Linked DNA regions of Homo sapiens: region 2 is linked to region 1. A link is a loop called in an ENCODE intact Hi-C map of the cell type or tissue named here. Cell type or tissue: ascending aorta. All regions are shown on one strand.

Region 1 (8,000 bases):
TTTGTTGTTTTGCTGTTATTTTTTTAAGAGTTTTCAGTGCAATTTTGAAGTACCAATATGTAAACAAAAGTTAAGAAACAGTGTGTGAAAGAATAAAGTGATAATCACATTTCTTTTTCTTTTTTTTTTTTTTTTGAGATGGAGTCTCGCTCTGTTGCCCAGGTGCAATCTGCTTACTGTAAGCTCCACCTCCCAGGTTCATGCCATTCTCCTGCCTCAGCCTCCCAAGTAGCTGGGACGTCAGGTGCCCGCCACCACGCCCGGCTAATTTTTTTGTATTTTTAGTAGAGATGGGGTTTCACCGTGTTAGCCAGGATGGTCTCGATCTCCTGACCTCGTGATCCGCCCGCCTCGGCCTCCCAAAGTGCTGGGATAATCATATTTCTATTGTAAGGAAGAATGGAGAGAACTTCCCATGCAGTGAGAAGCTACCCTGCATCCATCCTGGTCTCTGGTACTTACATGAACCTAAGTTAATCTTCACAATAATCCGATCATGTACACTCTACCATTATCATTGTTTCACAGATAAGGATACTAGGGCTCAAAGAGGTTAAATAATGTGCTCGAGATCACAGATACATACAGCAAGAGAATAGGAGCCCATTTATATGTAATTGCAAAGCTCATGTTATTCCTAGCATACCTTGAAAGAACATTCACATAGCAGAATACAGGATACTAGGCCCATTTTTCTAAATGAGAAAACCAAAAAAAATCAGAAAGACAAACTGGCATTGTAGTGTATGCTAGAGACAGAACTACAACTCGGAGCTGTTCTACCAATCACAGTAGGTTTGCTCTGAAAAGTGTCACTGACAGAGTGTCCGTGACATTCTGAAGACAGTTTAAGTTAATAAATAACAACAATGTGTTTTCCCTCTTTTCTTTTTACCATTTTTGGCTCATTGGTAAAACAGACTTTGTAAGCTTATTTGTGAATTCAACTATTGTACTAAAGTACAAAAGGACATAATTGAGATAAACTAAAAAATATAATAAATGGACTAAAAACACACCGTTTTCACAAGGGAAACCACTATTTTCTAGGCTGCATTCCCTAGAGCTAGAGAAAATACTTCTAATGAGCTTTGAGTAATCCCATAAATTGAAAACCTAACCTTGTAATGCCTGATAGTAATCTAAACTACTTAGCTATGTTTTGTATTATACCACAAAACAGTGGTTTGTTCATGAAATGTAACAAAATATCATGTGTTACTCATACTTTGGCCTTAGGCTTACATGTGTTGAAACCATAATCCCCAACGTATTTCAGAGTATGTTTGGACAACCAAAGTTACCCTACGAAAATGACCCAAAAGGAAAACCCTATTCCATTAAAAACACAAATTGCTAAGAGTTAAATGTTTAAGTATTGCCTAGAGTGTATAAGGAAGATTTAAAATATAGTGTTCATTTTTCCCACTTAAAAAAATGAAAAAGGAACATTCAGGAACGATGCAGGAAAGTTGTAAATTAGCTATATCCTGATCTACTTCATGTATGTTACATTACGTAATGTGGAAGAAACGAGATACTACATCCCAACAAAAGGCTGTTTGATACAAAGAGCTTCAGATTCAGAGAGAAAGGGGCTACCTTGGTTCTAAATTAGGAAGACGTTTCAGGGTAATGCAGAATATCAGAAACTAATAATAGAACTCACAGGTTGAAGACCCTCAAGTCAAAATACCTGAAGCCCATCTTGGAAATATTCATGGACATTATTGAGGCCATAAATTCTCCATAGACAGGGCTATGGTAGTTAAGAATGTGAGCAGCAGTATCAGGTAGAAACATGTCTAAAACCCAGTTCTGTAATTCACTAGGTCTATGGCCTTAGGAAAAGCACTTCACCTCTCTGGGTCTGAATTTCCTCTTTTCTAAAATGGATACTTTTCTCCCAGAGTTGTGAGGATTAAATGAGATGGTGTATGCAACATGCTTAGTAAATTTCCTGGCACCTAGTATGCACTCAACAAGTCTTAGCTACTATTATTGTTGTCATTATTATTGTTTTATGAATAATCTTCATGATTTGGGGACTTAACAGGGTAACTATGATAAAAGAGCTCAATACATGTTTACTAATTGAACTGAGCTCTGTGGCTAAAAGCTTGAACACTTACATTGCTCTACTTAATTATAAAGGTAACTTTTAAAGTAACATCATCCAAACTCTGGGAAATACTGGGTTGGCCATCAAATAAGACTGGGAAACGCTAGGTTCCTGCAGAACTTCTCAGAGTCTTCAATGTCACAAGGTAAATTATAAAATTCAGCCAGGTGTGATGGCTCACACCTGTAATCCCAGCACTTGGGAGGCCTAGGTGAGAGAAGCACTTAAGCCCAGGAGTTTGAGACCAGCCTGGGCAATATAGTGAGACCCTGTCTCTACAAAAAATTTAAAAATTAGCTGAGTGTGGTGGTGCATTCCTATAGTTCCAGCTACTTGGGGGGCTGAGGTGGGAGGATAACTTGAGCCCAGAGGTTGAGGCTGTAGTGAGCTATAATTGTATCACTGCACTCCAGCCTGGCTGACAAAGTGACACTCTGTCTCAAAAAAAAAAAAAAAATCCAGAAAAAGCATACAATAAAGCCTTCAGTGTTTCTCAAATTTATTGCACAGATTCCTCACCTGGAAAACAATTTTACAACATGATCTCTACATTCCTCCCTCCTAATTAAAAGGTTAGAATATCAAGCATTTTTCTGATCAAATTATGCATATGAATACATAAAAAGGATGATTCTTCTTCGAAAGCAAAACAAATTAGAACTTTCTGCATTTTCCCTTTCCAAGGCCCACCCAAAAAGGACTCAATCTCTGATGCTCCATCATGTATATAACTTAATCCTTTAACTTAAATAGATCAAGTTCATCTAGAGTTTATTTTTAAGTCATTTCTGATTTAATATGGCTTTTTAAAAGCTTACGTTGGTTGACATTAAATCCTAGATGTTAACGCTGACAGGTTCCATGATAAAGACTTGATCATGTAAGAGTAAAACATTTTTTGAAAAACTTACTTTTTAGTAGGTTTCTTATTAAGACAAAATGTTACCCAAATCCAAATCCTCAACAATGTTTAATGTGGTAAAAGCAGTTAATGAAACTGTCACTTTAATCTCCTAAGTAAAAGGGAAGCAGGAAACAAGGAAAGGCTCCATTTGCCTCTATTCCCCTGTATTCCACACAAAGACGCTTCCTGGATGCTCTAGGATCCCAAATCTCGCCCTTTTGCATTTTCTCTCTCTGAGCTGAAGACCCTGTTTCCATCTGTGTAGTGGGTATCCTCACACGTGGTCGCTTCAGTTTCCATATGCCCAAAGTGAAACTCACGACTGCAGCACCAAACCTTTCTCAGCTCATCCTGTTATCAGTGTCATCCACACTTTCAGTCTTCTTCAATGCTTCCTTCTTTGTCATCCTCCACCTTCAATCAACTTTCTGCCTCTTAGAAAGCTTTCCCGTTAATCCTTTCTCCAGGAGCCCCACTCTCTTTGTCCTTCTTCTTTTGTCTTTTCTGCTCCAACAGAAGGTAGACAGCTTCCTGTTGCTATTTTTGACATTCCTCTACCCTCTATCCATCCACTACCTTCCTGAGAGATGTTTCTAAAATGAAAAGCAGCCCTCACACTCTCCTAGTGACAGTCGTTCAACGACTTGCCTTCTCCGACTGAATACGATGCAATCTGCTCAGCATGCTAGACAAGGCACTGCACAAACTGATTGTAACCTACCACTCTAGCCCACCTCTCACCAAGCTCCACTCCTTGGACTCCAGCCTCTCAAAAGGCCCTGTGAGACACACACACACCATTTCTTCTACCATCTACTATCTGCCACGCCCAAACTTGTCTTACTGGCAAACATACAAGTATCTTTCAAACATACAAATATCTTTTAATACTTACCTCTCACCAGCCTGCAGAGCAGATCCTAACTCCTACCCCTTCATAGTGTTGTTATTCCCATCTCTGTGTTTCCCTCGCAATTAATATCTTCCTTTATTAGTGTGTTTTTTAAGTTCTCCTCTGGACGGAGTTTCTCAAGATTGTAGGTATTCTCTTTTCTCCTCCATTTCTGACTGCTCTCTACAGCCCTACACAATGGCAGGTACATAGTCGGTGCCCATTCATGTCTGTTCAGTGACTGAAAAATAAATGAATGAATCAAATCCAAATAGATTTTAAGGCTTTGATTTTAGAAAGAGCTATGTTAAACATAAGGAAAGCCACACAAATATGCCAAATCTTGTATTCTCCAAAAAAACACGGAATATCTTGAGTGGAAAGAGTGAGTTACTAGGTAATTCTTTGTGTGGGTCCATTTGTGTCTGTGAACATAAAGACGTACACTTTGGTGTATTGTGCCACTGAACTGAATGTCATCAGAGCAAATGTAAAGCCCCATTCCACGATGAAAGGAAACTGGTGGCTCTGAAGTTGATTGGAGTAAAACATAAAGTAAGTTATCATTTGTTTCTTTGACATAAAATTTCCCCAAATAACTCAAGGCTGTATTTCCATGGCCATCGTCTTATGCTGGTAGAGCATCACTCCTGAGAGGAAAATCTGCCCCCGTGTTAGCAAAAGCTTGAAATTCTTTAAGCCAGGCGCTGAGAGGCGGACGCGTGTGCTGCTCTGCCCAGCAGAGGGCACACAGCCCCCAATACCGTGCAACGCCGGCCATCAAAGCGGGCTGGCAGGACTGGGTGAAGTTGTTCAACAAACCCAAGCCTTTGAATCCGGGTCAGCGTGCTGACCTCCTGTCCTTGCCTGCTCCTTGGCATTCTGTTCTGTTCTTCCCACTCACAATGAGGTGTTAGTGAACCTCAAGCTCTCAGGCAAACCCGTTTGGGAGCAAATAGGGAGAGGGCAAAGGTGAGGCTCTTCACTCAGGAGTGTGATGATTTCTTGGAAAAGGAAGCTTTAACTCACTCCTACTTGGCCTTACAGTGACAGAAAGCACCCTAAACTGGCTATAGCCTACATTCTAATTCTTTCTTTCTGTAAGTGAATAAGGGACGATCAAGGTGGGGGTTTTCAATAGGCCCCTGTCCCCAAACTGAATGAAAATGACTCTCTACTCTTACTGATTTGGTTTAAATATCTTAGGCATCGGAAGTGTAACGTTAAGATCACTAGTCTATTAAAAGGCTCAATGGCATAAAGTCCTTCACCTAAATACGTTATTTATACTTAATGAGCTTGTAGAAGAGGAGCGAAAACATGACATCCTCTCACATTCTAAAAACAGATGCTTCTGTTGATCTATGTAAGAGGAAGGGCCAGTGATCTAGAAAGAAAAAATTAAAAATACAAAATAAACCAAGCAGATTCATGTAACATTCAAGGAAACCTACAAGTTCCCACGCTTTTTCTGAGAAAAGCAAGGGACCATCATAGGCCTTGCAGGGAGATTGCTTGTCTGCTCTGTTAATCATGAAACTTGTTAAGAGGGAGGAGATAGCAAGGGCCTCGGGCGAACACTCAGAAAGATGTCACAAAATACTTTTTTTCTTCCTTCAAAATATGCCTCAAGCACAGAAACGAGAAGCCTGCCCGGAATTTTACCCCCACATTGAGGAACCTCCCCCACTCCTATGCAAAGGTCTAGAAGCAGGAGGGAACATGGCTACTGAAAAATGGTGGCCACCTCAGGATGGGCTAAAGAACAAAGTGGGGACTGGGGATAATGAAAGATGAAGGTTGGTGTAACTCACTGTAAATAGCGCTAAGGATATTATCTATATCTTAAACTCACGAGAAGCCACTGAGGAATTTTAAACAGGGGAATGACATGAGCAGATTTGCATGTTGGGAAGATCATTCTAGAAATAGAAAATAGTGGGGCAAGTTTATGCATATCAAACATGAAATGTCAAATTAAATTTCATGCTTACTAATTATGATAGGGCATGGCAAGATCATTAACTTATTTTTGAAAAGCAGGACATACCAAATAAGAAGGGGAATTTTTCTCATTTCTAGTCCACTTGACTTACACCCTAAACCCAGGGCCTCATGCCTTGAACAATGCTAAGGGCTACTATTTATGCAGACCATAAGGCTGAGAACCATCTAAATCCAGAATAAAATCTCAAGGGATTTGAGATTTTATCAGTACTATCCTACTTTCAAATCATAAAAGTATTATTCATTATACAGGAACTTAATTACACAAAAAAACTTATGGAACAGCTACTATATTTAATCCATTGTACTAGACTCTTTTGGGAACTCTGAGATCAATAAAATGTAATCTTTGTCTTTAGAAATTCAGAGACTACTTCAAATCAAGTAGAGGAAATCACTTCTTTTTTATTGGGTTTATGGGTAACCTTGGGCACACAAGAATACCAAAGAAAGCACTTTCGCTATCATTATGCATTTGTCATACATATTCCTATGTATCTAAACCCTTTTAGTCTCTTAACATCCAATTATTCAAGTGTAAATATAGAGTCTGAACTTTGGAAAATCAAATTTAAATCAACATATTTTCTATACTCTCAGGTTGCATTTCTTTGAAAAATAGAGGTTACATATTCTTAAAAACACATGAGCACCAACTAGAGGATAACTGTAAGTGAAGAATATATTTAATTCATCCTAGAATTTAACTTCCCTAGAAGTTCACATGAGAGTTCTGTTCCCCTCAGTCCTATTTATGCTCAGAATTACTATGCCAGCTCCTTGTTCCAACATCCCATCACTACTGCAGTTCTGAAAAGCAGCCACCCAAGACTGTTTGGGAAATTTCTACCATTTCTAGAAGAAAGTGAGAATATCCTAAGAGTGTCATCCTGTTGGAAAATCCTACCACTACTATGAATAATGTCTAGGATGGGATTGCTAATCCCATGGAAGGGAGAGATAGTACATACACCTAGAAATGATTAGAATGGATGACAAAAAGAACAGAAGATCCCAGAAGGGAAGGAAACAGTTCCAGTAGGTTTTCATGAGGACACTATGACTTCCTACTGTTGCAAGCCAAAAGAGTGAGGGTCATGATCAGCTCTGTATACCACTGGAGGCTATATGAGTAAACAGCAAACTGTTCTCATGAAAGCAGGATGTTGGCAAACTGACAAACTGAGTCTGTGGTCCAGAAGGAATACTGAGGGCAGTCACAACCCAGGCACAAGTGTTTCTTGTGAATAGACACATCTGAAGCCTGTTAGCAATAATGTGAACCTGTGATCAGTCAAGCAGCTGACCAGTCGTTACCTCCTCCTCCCTGCTCTTTCTACCCAATAAATACGAAGGGCTGTAAAGGCTCAGGGCTGCTGTGTTTGCTCACCAGAAGCAGGGAGCCCTCTTCTTCCCCCCGACAGATCCCTTCATTAAAACAGTTTCTTTTAAGTTTTCATTTCTGGGTTCATCCCCCTTCATTCAGTCCCGTGGTAACCATGGCAAAGCACAGCATCCTACTGCCTCAGTAACTCAGGTTTGGGGGTTGGTTGGTTGGTTTTTCCCATGGCTTAAGTATATAACCATGGTTTGAGGGTTGACCTATAATCTGATCCTACATTACAGCAGACACAATTGAGAGAGGAAACAAATCTATTTCACTCAACAGAGTTGGGCTGAGATTACTTAAAGTGAAACCATGTTTAAAATTCTAAGTATTGTTATATGAAGAGGTCTCCAAGGTAAAAACTTGAAAGAGTATGTCTATAAAAGTCCAAAGAAACTATTTCTAAATGAAAATGTTGAGTGCTTTAAAATGCGAACTCTCAGGCAAAGGGCAATCCTTTTTTAGATACACTTTGAATTTGGCAATTTGAAGGGTTAGATCTTATTTGAAGGGTTAGATCTTAGAAAAAGGGTGTCCAATCTTTTGGCTTCCCTGGGCTACATTTGAAGAAGTATCTTGGGCCACACATAAAATACACTAACACTAAAGATAGCTGATGAGAAAAAAAAAAAAAAGTCCTCACATTTTAAGAAAGTTTACAAATTTGTGTTGGGCCACATTCAGAGCC
Region 2 (8,000 bases), 140 kb after region 1:
TTGCTCTCTTAAAAATGGATGTATATTCCAAAGCTATTTGTTAGCTTCATCAATTCATTGATTACTGAGATGTTCACATTAAAAAACGTGGAAAACAGTGGGAAATATAAAGATGTGAAACAATTACCTATAATTCTATGGAGAGACAACCACGGTTAATATTAGCTTTACTTCCTTCTTTGGTGCTATTCCTTTATGCCGTTGCTAGCATAGTTTATAATTATGCCTTTAAATTAGTCTGATGTAATAAGCATTTCCCATGCAGTAAAAAAGATCTGTGGCAAATTTAATTTTTAGTGAATACAGAATATTCCAAAGTAAGCTTTTATTTGTTTCTCTAATGCCAGATGTGTATGTGCTTTGCACTATTTCATGATTGTGAACAACTCTGCAATTGTGTACTTATCATTGTCTTTATCTTGATTCCTCTAAAGACATTTACGTAGGACTCCAAGAATGAATATTTCAAAATAGAATTATCGAGTCACTAAGAATGACACTTTAAGGCTCTATATGCCTATTGAACAATTGCTTTTTGCACAGCAGGGAATGAACCTGTATGTCTTACTATGTCTTACGCAACACTAATTATTATTCATTTTTATAAGCATGTGAATGATTAAAAAGAGAAAAACATGTTTCAGCCATTTTATTTGGTTATATTTAATTTCTAGTAAGACAATACTTTTCATACATGAATTTGACCTTACGTTTTCAGTTTTTGTGAAGTATTTCAAGTTAATACATTGAGGTTGTTATAATTTTTTACTGACCTATTTTAATAGTCTCTTTGTAAAATAACTACTATTATCTGCAGTTATTCTTGGAAATATATTTCCCACCTTATATTTTCAATTTATTTATGTTGCTTTAACATTAGAATTGTTCTACCATATAGCAGGGATTGTTATCTCCAGTACTTAAAAAACAATTTCATGTATACTTGAAGATAAACTTTAGAATTTGTTAAATTCTGAAGATAATCCTCTTGAAATGGTGTTTTGAATTTTGTGAAAGTTAATATGAGAAAATTTTACATCTTCACTATAATATTTAGTCTTCCTAGCCAAGAAAGTTGTATAGGTTTTTTGTATGTAAGCCCCATACACATCTTGTTACTGTTATCCCTAGATATGTTGTATTTCATTGCTGCTGTTAACCATGCATATAATCTCTTCTTCATTACATTTTGAATTATATAGGCAAGTACATTGATTTCATATTTGGTCAGATGCTTAACTCTATAACTTATATACAGTTTAAAATTTTTATTTTAAATATTATTATTTTAATTTTATATTTAGTATTTTAGTACTTTTTTTAGTCTAAGAAATGTAACCATTTAAGTAAACAACCTGTGCTTGTTAGTGTGCATTCAGAGACCCATTTTATCCTCTATTTTAGATAACAGAATGTTAAATTATATACAATTATGTTTTTCACAATTTCTCTCACTTTCTCATAATTCCAAATTTCTGTGTTTTAGAATATATTTGTATATTTTGATGTGTTTAAAAAGTAAGTTGAAACCAACAATTACTCCTATTTTTCAAATACATTATCTATCAATGGCCACCAAAAAGGGCCAATCCTGGAGCCACAAAGATCCAGGCCAGCATTTTGATGTTCCTTTTTTGTTTCCGTTCATTAAATTGAACAGAGTACTGAGACTTAAATAAACTCAGACATTCCAATGTCTGGATTTTTTCTCTTTCCAAAGTTAGCAAATGAGAAAAGAAAAACAATTCACAATAGAGGAAAGAAAAATCATTTAAAAAGGAAAATGTAAATTTATAAATTTAGAGATTTAAGTTGTGTACATATGATTCTGTGTATGTGTGACAGAGAGAGAAAGACAGAGAGAGAGAGAGAGAGAGAGAGAGAGAGAGACTGTTCACTTAGTTTCTTTTCCTAGCCAGGAATATTGTAAACATAAAATGTGTAGTTAGAGAAAAGGAGAATAAGCAATTATTCCGTGAGTGCTATGGAAAAGACATTGATAATCAGAAGATAGCAATCTGAGCCTCATCAATGAGCTGTGTGAACTGGGGAAAACATGACAAACTAGAACTAAGGTAGGTACCGTCAGCCAATGGAAGCAGTGAGCAACATGCCAAAACTACTGCAGATTGTCCAGGTGAGGATGGCCAGAAGCAGCTGGTCAACAGGGAATGATCCAGAACGCTAAACAGCTGGTGGAAATCGGGACTCAGCAGGGATGTCATCTGTCAGCACTGGGAGAGAGGTGGTGTCGGCCCTTACTAGAAACATCAGTTGATGCAAGATCAAAGACTCAAGCAAAGTCCATGCTGGAGAGCCAAAGCTAAGAGGAGATAAGAATAGAACCCAAGTGGGCAAAGTACAGAGCAGAACTCAGTCTGACCCAAAGGCAAGCAGGAAATTGGGCAGGACAGGGATGAGTCAGGGAGTCCGAGGAGCAAACCAGATTTGACTGAGTCAAACTCCAGATTCTCCATCCATTTCCAAAGTCAAGAGCGAAATAAGGTCAGCCAGAAAAGTCTGGAGAGCTGTACCTTCCCCCTCCCAAAAAAGAAGGCCTTTAGCATTGACTTGTGGAGTCTTCCACCACGTTTCAAGGGATCTTTGGCCCGTGATACTATTAATTCTAAGTTCTCACATTTAGGAAGGGGTTAAATTTGATGATATCCAAACTTCTATCCAGCTCCCCAAGTGTTTAGGACTCTAACATTCTATAAATCTAAAAATACACATTAAGTTCCAAAGGAGAAACGAGGGTATTAAATGTTTTATCCAGGGAAATAGAGTTTACTGGACTCCCTCCCATCACCATCATCCCCTCCGTATACAAACATATAAATATCCCACAACCACCACCTAATTCTTCCTCCTAAAAGGTAGTGTGGAATGGTTTATAGCCCTCTTGGAAAAAAAAAACTGAGATGACATTCCATTCCATACTGACTCACTTTTAAGTCTTTAGACATCATTTGATTCTCAGTCACAAAGAATTCTCCTAACAGGGTGGAAAAAGCCCTGGTCACGAGGAGATTGCCTGGAGTTGCAGTGGTTCCCTTTGCATTCTCTAAGCCAAAGGGATGCTTTCCAGAGCTGTGTTTCTTTCTTTCTTTTACCCTCCGGGCTGATTTTATAGTAACAAAACACAGCCACTTAAATCTATCTCCAAATAACCAACATTCAGAAAATGTACCACATAAAATATAGACATTTTACAAGGGACCATCTATTAGCTGATAATGGCAGCACTGCCAAGGAATGCATAAGAAAACAAATGTGACCCTCACCAAACATCAGATCCATTTATCCAAATTAGCCCCTCTACAGTGAATGCCATGATATGATTCAAAGAATTATGAGGGGTTGGGAGGAGGTTACAATAAACTAAATATGTAGGTTGAGGATACATATAAAGCTTATGAAATGCAGCCTCATAAGACATTAATAGAAGTCAGAAAAAAAAGTTGGCAGAAGAGATTTTAAAATGTGATCATATGGAAAAAAGAATATTAAACCAACTCAAAAAGTTTCAGAGGGTGAAAACAATAAGTTTCTCTATGTATATTAAAAACATGTAGATATGGGAGAGTGGATGGTTGCCAGGTTGAGGGAAAGGTGGAATTCATCGGATTTAAAAGACACTTCCATAACCTCTCAGCCCTTGGCAAATGTGTCAGGAAGGGGATCTTCATCTCTGGGGCTCCTAACTGCTCTCAGCTTCTCATTTTGTCCCTCTTCACTTACCTTAGGCAGCCAGTGTTTGGAAGATTCCTCTGTTTTCTCCACATTAAAATCTAAACTGAGGCAAAGATCTGGGAAAATGTATTTACACTAAGGAATCAGAGTTCAAGCTTTAACCCTCCCTGCGCTGTTTGAAACTTAAGAGTATACAGACTTTTAACCCACCCCCACTCCCCCACAAAATCTTTAATGGTAAAACCTCTGAAATCAGCAAACTATGTGTAAGGAAGAATTATCTTTCATGGAATAAAGTTTCCTTCCATGCCTTCTAAACTGTATTACATAGGTAACCACTGATAAAAATCCTCCCTGTTCTCTAAGAAAACTTGTGCTCAATAAAGCCTTCATGCAAATAAGTGAAATCCAATTAAGACTGTACTACATAATACCCATTTATTGTTTAATTTTAAAACAGTTCAAAGTGTGAAAAGCAGAGTAGGGGCAGAAAGATGGGGTAGGCCAAAAAAGGAAGGAGGGAGGAATAAAATTGAGGATTTAGGAAAGGGGGAAAGGCCAAGGAAGGTGACACAGATGTTAGAAATTAAACATGAGAAAATAAAAAATAAGGAAATTACAGATATTACTTAACTGAAAAGTCAAACAGTTTTCAGGAAGGCTAGAGATACCAAATAAAACAGTGAAAAACGTACACATAAAAATGGCACAGGAGAAGTCATGGGTGTATTTTACTAAAGTGCTTAAAGATATGGGCTGAAGCTTTTCGTGGAGGCTATTAACACAGGGTAGCAATTAAGGAACACGCAAAAAGTGTTTCATTCTTTATGAAAGTACAGACACAAGTGCAAGAAATAACTCAAGTGGAGTGTTCACAAATTCCAAGTTCATTACCCACAACGCAGAACAAGTGTCTCTTGAAAGGGAATAGAATAGGGGCTATTAAGGTACTCTTTTAGTTAAAAAAAAAAAAAAAAAGAAAATGAGTACTATTAATAGTCTTAATTAGGAAATTAGTACAAAGTAAAATGTATTCCTAAGTCCTATGAGCTATTTTTATTTTTTCAAAAAGTTGAACAAATTATTTATCCACCTACAAAAAGGCCATGCAGGCTAATGAAAATGTCATGCTTTGCTTTTGGTAGAAGTAAATTACTACTATAATACTAGTTACGTCATCCTTATTAGGATGTCTGATTGGCAGTTAAAAATAACTTTGTAAACACAAATTGTGAAAGTTGAGTCTTATAAGAATTACAGTTTGGCAGAAAAAAAAATCTTGGAAATGAGGTTCATGAATTTAAAACTAATATAGAAATTGCTAAAGCAAACAATTGGGGAAGTAAAGTTTATGATTTTCCAGGATTAAGATCTTCCTCAGATAGGTCTCAAAAATAGAAAGAATGAATAAGACCTAGTATTTGCTAGCACAACAGAGTAGCTACAGTAAAATATAATTTCACTGTACATTTTTAAATAACTAAAAGAGTATAACTAGATTGTTGAGACACAAAGGATAAATGTGTGGGCTGATGGATACCCCCATTATAATGATGTGATTATTACACATTGCATGCCTGTATCAAAATATCTCATGCTACCCATAAATTTATAGACGTACACTAGGTACTCCAAAAATTAAAACTTTTTTAAAAAAGATTTTCCTCAAATAGGCTGAGTACTGCTGCATGCTCAAACTGTGCTGGCTGTTTTCATGCTTTTTTTTTTTTTTTTTTTTTTCTTTTTCTTAGAGTCTTGCTCTGTCGCTAGGCTGGAGTGCAGTGGCACGATCTTGGCTCACTGCAACCTCCGCCTCCCAGGTTCAAGCAATTCCCCTGCCTCAGTCTCCCAAGTTGTTGGGACTACAGGCGTGCACCACCATGCCCAGCTAGTTTTTTGTATTTTAGTAGAGGTGGGGTTTCACCATGTTAGCCAGCATGGTCTCGATCTCCTGACCTCATGATCCACCTGCCTCAGTCTCCCAAAGTGCTGGGATTACAGGCGTAAGCCACCGTGCCCGGCCCGTCTGTTCTGGTTTTTAATCCTCTTTGTGATGTAGGTATTTTTACACGTATGATATATGAGAACCTGAAGCTCAAGGCTGATCACTGAAAGACTAGGATCTCAAATTCAGATCTTCTTATATTGTATGACCACGATACAGGTTCTCTAGTTCATTCAAAGTCCTCACTTCCAGCTACCACTGCTCTTTTCTGTTTTGTAGAACCTGACATCGTGGATCCTTGCTTTTTCCCTTTGGTCAGTTCTGCCACACTTGGATACCTTGCCCATCATTGCTTCACATGTTCACTGACTGAGAGAACATTTACTGAGTGCCAAATAGGTGCTAGAAATAAAAATCCAAAGGATATATTCTCTGCCATAAGAAATTCACTGTCTTGTCAAGGAGGAAGAGAAGTAAATGACTGATGAAAGTTGAGTGGGGTAGATGCTGTGATGCAGCGGCACAGGAGGGGCCCCTTGGAACAGACTAGCGAGGCCAGAAAAGCTCCTAAAACTTGTGCTTATTTTAAAGGACTGATAGCAGGTAGTGAGATTAAGAAGCTCCATCATTTGAGTGTCAAGTAATGAGTATATGGGGAAACATGGAGGACTGAAAGATTAGGCCACATTAAAAGTAGTAGCACTGGGTTCTGTGTGACCCAGGCAAGGCTGACAAGGTGGGAGGTGCATGTGTTCAGGTAAAATGGTTTGAACTTTATCCTTCAAGCTATAGAAGCCAGGCATAGTGACTCAGAGCTATAATCCCAGCATTTCGGGAGGTTGGAGCAGGAGGATTATCTGAGGCCAGGAGTTCAAGAACAGCCAAAGCAACATAGGGAAACCCCACTCCCCCACCCACCAACTATCTTTTTAAAAAAAATTATATTTTAAATTAAGCAGGCATGGTGGCTTGCATCTGTAGTTTTAGCTACTTGGGAGACTGAAGCAGGAGGATTACGTGAGCCTAGGAATTCAAGGCTAAAGTGAACCATGATCACACTACCGCACGCTAGCCTGGGTGACAGAGTGAGACCTTGTCTCAAAAAAAATATATTTATTTATTTTTTTTGAAAGGTGAAGAGAGCCCCAGAAAGACCTAGCCAGGGCAGTGAAATGGTCATAGTGGCTTAATAGTGCCAAGATGTCAGTTTTTTACATTGACATTCAGTATAGGGACCTTTGAAGTTACAATTGCTCCATCAAGAGCCAAGAAATGTTCCAGGTCCAATTCTCCAGTATTTTGTATAAATCTATTCAAAATAATTTGATATCAAATTTTAAAAATGATCAACTTAGAGGAATGTAACTAATAAACTTTTTTTTTTCTTTTTGAGACAGAGTCTTGCTCTGTCACCTAGGCTGGAGTGTGGTGGCATGATCTCGGCTCACTGCAACCTCCGCCTCCCGGGTTCAAGCAATTCTCCTTCCTCGGCTTCTCGAGTAGCTGGGATTACAGGCGTGTGCCACCACACCCAGCTAATTTTTGTATTTTTAGTAGAGACAGGGTTTCACCATGTTGGCCAGGCTGGTCTCGAACTCCTGACCTCAGGTGATCTGCCTGCCTCAGCCTCCCAGAGCGCTAGGATTACAGGCGTGAACCACTGTACCCAGCCAGCCACCGCACCCAGCCTAAATGCTTGATTCATTTCAACAAATACTTGTTTGGCACCTCTGTTAAAAGGCCCTGATATAGGACATTTAACTCCACAATGCAGTAAACTCTGAAAATAAGTAAATAGACAATTAAAAATCAAAAACTTAATTTAAGAAATAACCAAATCATTCCAAACCAAAACTATTTATTTTACTAAAGGAATTGCCACAGTATTTTAAAAGGCGAACTTATCTAATGCTGTTAGTTTTATTTATGATGACATAACGTAAACAACTTTTTACAAATGCCTTCACTAGGACTACATTGACATATACTTGCTTTACATATGTAACATTTTTCCAAAAGCAGCTTGAAAATTGTCAACTGCATCTCTCCAAACTATAGATAATCCTTAACTTATGAAGGTATTATGTCCCAATAAAACTATCATTAAATTGTAAACATCATAAGTCAACAATGCATTTAATATACCTAACCTACCAAACTGACTGAGAGCTGCAGCTCACTACTGCTGCACAACATCGCAACAGAGTATTTTGCTGCATATATGGCTACCCTGGAAAAAGATCCAAATTCACAGGATGGTTTCTTTCCCAAAGTAGCTGGGACTACAGGCACATGCCAGCAGGGCCAGTTAAATTTTTAATTTTAATTTTTGTAGCAACATAGGGTCTTGCTATGTTGTCCA

The links. Hi-C counts contacts between places; a loop is a spot of excess contacts. Peaks named below come from ENCODE experiments on the same cell type or tissue, not always from the same donor. Only the 100,000 strongest peaks of a DNase experiment are listed, where the experiment ranks them.
Region 2: a loop joins it to region 1, with 2.3 times the contacts of the local background. A loop is called at or near these places in 1 of 110 quality-filtered maps.

The regions. Positions count from the first base shown.
Region 1 is chr7:40,601,686-40,609,685 of GRCh38, reverse strand. All of the region lies in intron 12 of SUGCT (succinyl-CoA:glutarate-CoA transferase), which reads right to left. Among named protein-coding and RNA genes, the nearest start is that of SUGCT-AS1, 59 kb to the right of the region's middle. In ascending aorta, a CTCF peak has its summit at 4,654 (motif pointing right); a DNase peak (open chromatin) is centred at 4,705; H3K4me3 peaks cover 238 bases.
Region 2 is chr7:40,464,638-40,472,637 of GRCh38, reverse strand. The region is part of intron 11 of SUGCT (succinyl-CoA:glutarate-CoA transferase); the gene reads right to left. Among named protein-coding and RNA genes, the nearest start is that of SUGCT-AS1, 78 kb to the left of the region's middle. In ascending aorta, no CTCF peak of the experiment used is centred here; DNase peaks (open chromatin) are centred at 2,357 and 3,037; H3K4me3 peaks cover 494 bases; H3K27ac peaks cover 3,489 bases.